Linked DNA regions of Homo sapiens: region 2 is linked to region 1. The links are chromatin contacts, found by Hi-C or POLR2A ChIA-PET in ENCODE. All regions are on one chromosome and are shown on one strand. The core of a region is the stretch at or near the end of the contact, and the rest is flanking DNA. Distances in the headings are between cores, read along the strand shown. Region 1 overlaps ETV6 (ETS variant transcription factor 6). Region 2 overlaps ETV6 (ETS variant transcription factor 6).

Region 1 (3,838 bases), core at 862-3,361:
CTATACAGAGCACTTACTGTCTCTATCACATGACAGACCTAAAAGATCAGGATCTTTCGTGGGTCTATGTTTGTCGGTATTTTTAATATGCATGAGATTGCCCAAAGGGACTGTGAGATAACTTGGGGCAAGGACCACATTTCCTTCACCAAAGAGTATCAACATGATGCTAGATTTCCAGGCAGTGCCTCCTGACTTGAGATGCAGGCCTCCTGCGTGGAGCAAATGGATTCCAGACTCCAGTATACGGCTCCCCGTGGTGCAGGCTTCAGTTTCCCTCTCCCCAGCGGCCTCACTAACAGGGTGGCAGCTTAGCCAGTCCCTGGGCAGCTTCAACAGCTTTGATTAAATCTGGTCTGCTTCCAGTCCTGGAGATGCCAGAGAAATCACACTGATTACCCTAACAGACTGGATGAAACACTAAACACATACATTCTGCACAGCCTCAACAACTTCAGGAGAGAGAGAACCCAGACTCTGGGCAATGCCTGTCTGAATGACTCTTTCTGAATCACAGATCAGGGATCTGCCATCAGCCCTCACAGTGATTGTTCTGCAAGTCTGGCAGCCCTAAACTGATTCCTGCTTATTCTAAAATACAGTATTGAGCACTGGGCTGGCTTCGTGAGTGTGCGACCTGTGACCTGTGCAGTCATACAGAGGTCCTGTGCTTGTCTGAGAATTTTTTTGAGACACAGTCTCACTCTGTTGCCCAGGCTGCCTCCCAGGCTTAAAAGCAAGCCTCCCACCTCAGCCTCCCAAGTAGCTGGGACTACAGGCACACACCACCATGCCCAACTAATTTTTTTTTTTTTTTTTTTTTAGTAGCGATGGGGTTTCGTCATGTTGCCCAGGCTGGTCTCAAACTCCTGAGCTCAAGCGATCCGCCTGCCTCGTCCTCCCAAAGTGCTAGGATTTCAGGAGTGTGCCACCACACCTAGCCAACCTGGGTTTGTTTTAATGCTCTGCTGTGGCTATCTTGAAATTCTTCCTAATTTTTGAACAAGGAGCCCTACATCTACATTCTGCACCAAGTCCCAGTAGTTACCTAGCCAGTCCTGCCGAACACTAACTCCATTCAGTCACTTCAAGACATCTTGTAAGTCTGGGAAGCTGTGCCAAAAGAAATGGGGTGTGGTCAGGCAAGGGGTGAGGCTTTGGGCTGAGGTGTGGGGGCTGCTCAGCACAGGGGAGCCCAGGGTTCCTGGAACGGGGCAAGACACCAGCATGGACCAAGGAAACAGGAAGGGCCTCTCAATGCACACAAAAAATATTGCCCACTTTGGACCACTAGTTTTTGGAAGTTTCGGAAACTTCCCAAATCTATTTCAAGTTTTTTATTATGGGCCTTATTTCTATCTCTCTGATTTATATAAAACCTGACTTTCCCCCCATGTTTCGAAGAAGGTTGTTTTAAAAGGTGGCATTCTGTTTGTTCTTTTCAGCTCAAAAGAAATTTGCATGAGGTAAGGGGCTGTTGAGATTGAGAACTCCACTTCCAGGCTGTTAATTCTGTTCAAAGTCCAGGCCCACTCAGCTAGAGAACGGGTTGTTGCAGCGAGTAGTTGGAGGTCAGATACCACTGATCAGGCTGAGTGGGAGGGAATATCAGGGGACACTCACAGTGTAGAGTGTCTCTGGGTACAAAGTTCTCGATGATCATCAACAACAATAAACTATAGGAAAAATGTCCCACGGTGTATTTTGTAAGAAATTGCCTTGGGAAAGCATTCTCATGCGTTTTCAAAATGAGTCAGATGACAAAGACATTGCTTCTTTGAATGCTTCAGTAACTGTCTTGTGATCACTTGCAGGCGCATGAGGTCGAGCCTTTTATTAATGTTCTCAGACATGACAGCTAGAGATGGACGGATGTTCCTTATGCACACACATGTATACATGCCCCATAGCGTTACTGTATTACACTATAGGGAAAAGCAGTTGCCAAAAAGATATTTATTTAGGATAAATGAATATTCCATAGCACCCCTGCTTGTTACTACACTCTGTCTGAATCCCTGTGCACAGCCTGTCCTCCAGAACCATGAAATCAGCAGGAAGCAGATATGTTTTATGGGCTATGTGTCACTTAGCGCCGCCTGCGCATCCTAATAGGTGATGAAATAAGGGAGCTGCAGCAATTGCTATTGAAGCTGAAAATGTGGCCCCCTTGGCTCCAGGTTTGTCTGCTCTCAGGAAGGCATAGCTGGTTGCCTGCTCTTTGCAAAAGGAAGAAAATGGAACTGAGCAGACACTGCTGTATTTGGAGTGGCAGAGCAACATTAACATATACGATGCAGGAAGGAATACAACGTGGGCAAAATAAAGCTTTCCCTGAGGCTCAGGGGAAGCATCTATCTGTGTGCACTGAAGGCCTAAAGCACCTCAGCATCGCCTGCCTGCTGAAATACGGGCTTGGATGAGAGCTTGCTGCCTACCATGCTGTGCTTTGACCCTTGGAATCAAAATCTACCTAATGATTTTAGATCTAAGAGATAAGGAGTCTTTGCCTGCTTAGAAGACTGGGAGAAGTGGCTGAGCAGTTTACAGACTGTGTACAACTGTTTGAAGGCCACAGAGGTGCTCTTGGAACTGGGCAGCATGAACATGGAGTTGAACCACTCAGATCTGGGATACAATAAGCTCAACCTACTACAGCAGCTCAGATGACTATTTCACTTACCATGTGAAAGAAAAATCACATAATTTTAGAGCTGGAAAGGAAAAGAGTGATGCTCTTGTTTGAGTCCCTTATTTCAGAGATAGAGAAATGCAGATGTCTAAGGCAGTCCAGCTGCAGCTCTGAATAATGAGTCTTCCAAAGCATCCTTGGAGCATTGCTAGAAGAGAGGGCAGAAGAAAGGAACTAATCCTGCTCTGCCCACATCCACCAACTTCAGCCAAAAGTGAACCACCTTCCACCAAATACTAACACAAATGCCAGTGCAGAAACAGAAGCAGGATGATGGACCCCAGCGGTTCAGGTCAACTCGCTTGGGTGGCATAAATCACTCCCAATTCACCAGATCACAGCCCTGATCTTCACATATTCGGTTCCGAATGATCTTTTTTTTTTTTTTTTTTTTTTTTTTTTTTGAGAAGGAGTCTTGCTCTGTCGCCCAGGCTGGAGTGCAGTGGCATGATCTCCGCTCACTGCAAGCTCAGCCTCCCAGATTCACGCTATTCTCCTGCCTCAGCCTCCCGAGTAGCTGGGACTACAGGCGCCCACCACCATGCCCGGCTAATTTTCATGTTAGCCAGGATGGTCTTGATCTCCCGACCTCGTGATCCACCCGCCTCGGCCTCCCAAAGTGTTGGGATTACAGGCGTCAGCCACCGCGCCCGGCCCCAAATGGTCTTAAACACAAGGGTAATAAGCAAGATGTTGCTTTCTTCAACTTTTCAGTATCAGATCCAGAGTGTTCCGCAAATTCCTTTTTACCCAGATTGCAGGCTTAACACCATCAGGTCAAAGACGCTGTTCTTCTCTTGGCTCTTCTATTTATGTGAAAAAAGAATTGCTAAATACTTGTTGATTATTATAAGAAACCTACAGAAACCTGATGCAAATTCTCTGATTTGAGTCAGTTTTCCTTTATCCTCTCAATTTAGCTATTTTAAGGAACTCAAAGCCCTTACTTCCAAAGGTCACATTGTGAAATTGTGACCAAAATAACAGAGAGAAATCGGCTGTCATAAATCCTCAATTTATGATTATCAAAGAAAACAAAACTGCATCCAAAAACAAGGAAAACAATGTGTGACCTCTATAAGTTCGACTCTTCCTCAGCAGCATCAGGGAGTACTGATTAGGAAAGCAGCAGGGCAGAGGAGTAGA
Region 2 (3,838 bases), core at 592-3,091, 120 kb before region 1:
ATGTGATCTTGGGACCCATCAGGGTTCCCGAGACCTTTGTAGGGTGCCTATGAAGTAAAACATCTTGTCATAACAATATTAATTATTTGCCTTTTTCGCTCTCATTCTTTCTTAGGTGGAATGTTCTAGAAGGCATATGATGTGATCTTGCAACAGATTGAATGCAGAAACAGAGATGAGCGTCCAGCCATCTTCCATTAAGCCAGATTTTAAGAGACTTTCAAAAATGTGTAACAATGCTACTCTTCTCACAAATTATTTTTGGTTTGGGAAAATATATTTTAAAATATGTTTGCATTAATATAGAGTTGGCTATTTTACTTGCTAAATTCATAAATATTTTGTAAATACCCAGGTTTAATTTATGTAATAATATGGTAACTACAGATAACTATAACCCATATAAGCAAAAGCTCTTTGGGGTCTCCATTAATTTTTAAGAATCAAAAGGAGACATGAGACCAAATTTAAGAACTGCTGGGTCAGAAGAAGCTGGATGTTCAATGGATCTTCATTCTCTAAAATCACATGGTGTGAATCAATAGCTCAAACAGAGCAATGGCATCAGTGTTGCTAAGAGGAGCTTCCGTCTCTCACTATAAGTTACTTAAACTTGCTACGAAGACTTCACAAGTGTGTTATAAAAGTGTCCCTCAGTTTGATCCTGGAAAAAATTACCTTTCATCCTAAACCAGGCATGCCAAAGAACAATCTGGTTTGCTATATGGGGCTGCTCTTCCTACCTGCTGAAGTGGGGAACAAACGGCTCAAATGCCCTGGAAAATGTCCAGGGCCTCTGGGCATGATTGTCTTCCAAGTGGCTCCTTTGCAAAGTGTAGTTTTGAGGAATGGTAGTTGGCTTCCTCTAAACCTGTGGAAGTCCCCTCAAAACCAAAATTCCTTTTTTGTAGTGCACCAAAAAAAGAACTACTGGGCACTGGAAATCATTAGAGATGAGCATTTAAGAGCTTTTTTCTTGGTGTTTTTAGGATAATTTTTTTTTCACATGGAAACAAATTAGAATTTCAAATAATAATTTATGGTGCATTACTGCTTTATGATCTTTAGAATAAAATACAGCCACTAAAAGTTTTTGTTTTTGACTCCTGACTGGCCAGAAAGTGATGCCTATTAAAAACAGTCCATGGATATGGGAAGTACCAGCTCTCTCCAATGACCTTGAAAACACGTATCTAGAATCACAGGGAGGTGGGAGTGGCAGTGAGGGTTACTCAGCAAAATCTCAGTTTTTGAACTGGTAAAAACCTTAAACCTAACTCCTTACTGTCAATGGTGTCACCTTTGAACAAGAATGGCGCTGCGATTTGTTATTATGGACCTTCCTCTCCTTCACACAGGGAGTTCCCATTAGGGGACACATGTGAAGGTCTGGTTCCTCAGGCCTAGGAAGGTGCCTGGAGGTGAGAGGTCCAGTGAGCAGAAGATGCTCAGGCAGAAACAGGAAAAAGTACAGGGTGGCTTATTGGAAACATGGGCCCCAAAGCAAATACAGAACTGAATCCTGCTTGGGAGGGGAATTGAGAGTAAAATGCTGAAGTTTCTGCAGAGGACACGCTGCAACGGAGGGAGGTGGGTGAGAAGGGGGTGGGGGATGCAAGTAGTAATTTGAGGTTCTTTATATTCTATGGAAGAAAATACTCATGAGTAATCTTTTCCCTAAATACAAGAAGAGTCACACTCCAAACAGCTCTGCCGGTTAAGCACAACAGTTTCTCTTTTCACTTCCCATTAATGTCTCCCACAGCCCAGCCCCTGAAGCAACCAGGGCCACCGTGTGGAAACCCCCTCACCAGGAACCGATGCAAATGCCCTCGGCTTATGTACAAGAGGAACCCAGCAAGTTACAGGGGAGACTGTGGTGATCCCAGCAGTCATACAAAAGTGATCTTGACAGAGCAAGCCACCTGCTCGAGGCCACTCAATACATTTATCAGCGTCGCTGCTCTTCCTTTAGCATAAAGAGTGAAGTAGGTGGACACGTTCACCGAGCTGGAAAGAGGCTGGATAAACTTTGGTGTTCAAAGTCAAGTCCCACTGTTATTTCCTTTGTAATTCAATAGAATAAAAAGGTTGTGGTGTAGAATTGAGGGGGGAAAAAGCCCCTTTTCCTTAAACCTAAAGCCCTTAAGACCTTGTGTGTTAGCGTGTCTAAATGGGATAGAGCCTTGCACCTGGAGGCAATTCTAATCAGGCTGATTTAATTTACTTAATAGTCATTTACTAAGCACTACTATGCACCTAGTACTGCTCTAAGCACTTTATATGAATAGATATTAGCTCATTCAACTGCATGCTCACACAACCCTATGATAGGGATTCAGATTAGGAAACTGAGGCCCAACGCATTTAAGGGACTTGCCCAAGGTCACATAACCCTAGTAATGACAGAAGCGGAGATCTGAACCCAGGCAATCTGGTTCCAGAATCTGTGCTCTTATCCATCACACTGTACTTCGACATGCATGTCCCATCCAGATCCAGAATTGAGACTGGTTTTGAACATCCATTAGGGATTCAAAAAAGACTGAGTGAATTGACTCCTACCCATCCAAGACTTAGATCCTTGGAGACTTTCTCAAATTATCAACAGACTAAAAATATAGCCAAAAAATCTGTAGATCCCTGGAGAAGTAGATTTATAAATGGGAAGAGGAGGGAGGTGTAGGTGGGACTCTGCTTTTAATGCATCCAGGAATAAAGTCCTCCCTTCACAGGCTACTTGCTCCCAGGCACTCATGGGTGCTTGGTCTTGAGAGTCTTACACGGCTCACAGCTGCAAATGGAACAGAAGCTGCATGGGCAGAATGAGGGAGGCACATACATAACTTGCTTTATTTACGGCCATCTCTTGCAACTTTAATTCAACAAAGTCAAAGAATATAGATGTTAATGATCATTAGGAAAAGGAAAAAAAGGAGAGAAGGAGAGAGACCATTACTCTGCACCTATATTATACTATTCCCTGTGCGCATAGCGTGCCTCTTGAGGGCCATTTACTAAGATCAGCATTTTTAATGCCAATTAGTTTCAGAGAATATTTGAAAAGAATTTTGTACAGAGAAAGTGAACTGCTGTGATTAAGAAAGTTACTAAAAATTCTACTGTACTTCTCCCCTCTCCCGAGTAGGTCCAGTATATTGTGTCATATCCTTCAGTGACACACCCAGGCCCTTAAACTTACTTCTAATATTTCTTCAATTCCATGCTTTAATGGGCAGCCACATTCATCAGTACATTTTGACCCTGTTTCAGACTTTCTGAGATGTTCTTAAACTAATGATGACAAACATGTTGGGAGACAGGAGCCTGGATTTTATTCCCAGATCTGCCATGAATTAACATTTGATTCTGGGCAGGCCACTCAGCTTCTCTGTGGCTCAGTGACTTCATCTGTACAATGACGGGCTTAGAGTATGTGATCTCTATTCCCTTCAGGGTTTCATGTAGTCAATATGCTCCTATTTAATTTGAATCCAAAAAACCAAAGAATACCTTACAGCCAGGATCTTTTTCTACAGAATTACTCCATGCCCATGGCCATGACCCTGAGATTTTGTAACTTCCTGAAGGATCTTCTGAATCACAGAAGACAGATTAATGCTTAAGTGTGTTTCATTATATTCTAATTCTTGGAAAAGTTATAATCTAGCTATGGCAATAATCAACATAACTGCTTGCATCGGGGTAGTACTTCAGAGTTGATAAGGTGCTTTCATACATATTACCTCATGTAATTCTCACAAAAGCCCAGTGAAGTCTGTTGCATTCTCTTTTCAGTTTAATAGAAAACAGGGCTTAGTCATCAGGTGATTTTATT

The links. A loop is a pair of places that touch in the nucleus more often than their neighbours do. ChIA-PET counts read pairs that join two places held with the same protein, here RNA polymerase II (POLR2A). Pooled maps may share reads with other maps.
Region 2: a pooled map shows a loop between it and region 1 (3-fold over the local background). The contact joins two enhancer-like sites. A Hi-C loop is called at or near these places in 9 of 37 single-sample maps with no recorded cell type and 8 of 50 pooled maps. POLR2A ChIA-PET finds 5 or more read pairs at or near these places in 5 of 52 experiments (B cell, H1, OCI-LY7 and 2 more).

What each region holds. Positions count from the first base shown.
Region 1 is chr12:11,715,589-11,719,426 of GRCh38, reverse strand. All of the region lies in intron 1 of ETV6 (ETS variant transcription factor 6), which reads right to left. LOC124902879 (a long non-coding RNA gene) reads right to left here. Exons shown (of 2, transcript XR_007063212.1): 1 at 1,049-3,838; 2 at 1-368. Among named protein-coding and RNA genes, the nearest start is that of ETV6, 68 kb to the right of the region's middle. Within about 2 kb of position 2,111, at least 13 of the 41 ENCODE cell types and tissues checked have a DNase peak (open chromatin) inside an H3K27ac peak, as active enhancers do.
Region 2 is chr12:11,834,459-11,838,296 of GRCh38, reverse strand. The region is part of intron 2 of ETV6 (ETS variant transcription factor 6); the gene reads right to left. Among named protein-coding and RNA genes, the nearest start is that of ETV6, 190 kb to the right of the region's middle. RefSeq lists an enhancer at 1,653-1,882. Within about 2 kb of position 1,841, at least 15 of the 41 ENCODE cell types and tissues checked have a DNase peak (open chromatin) inside an H3K27ac peak, as active enhancers do.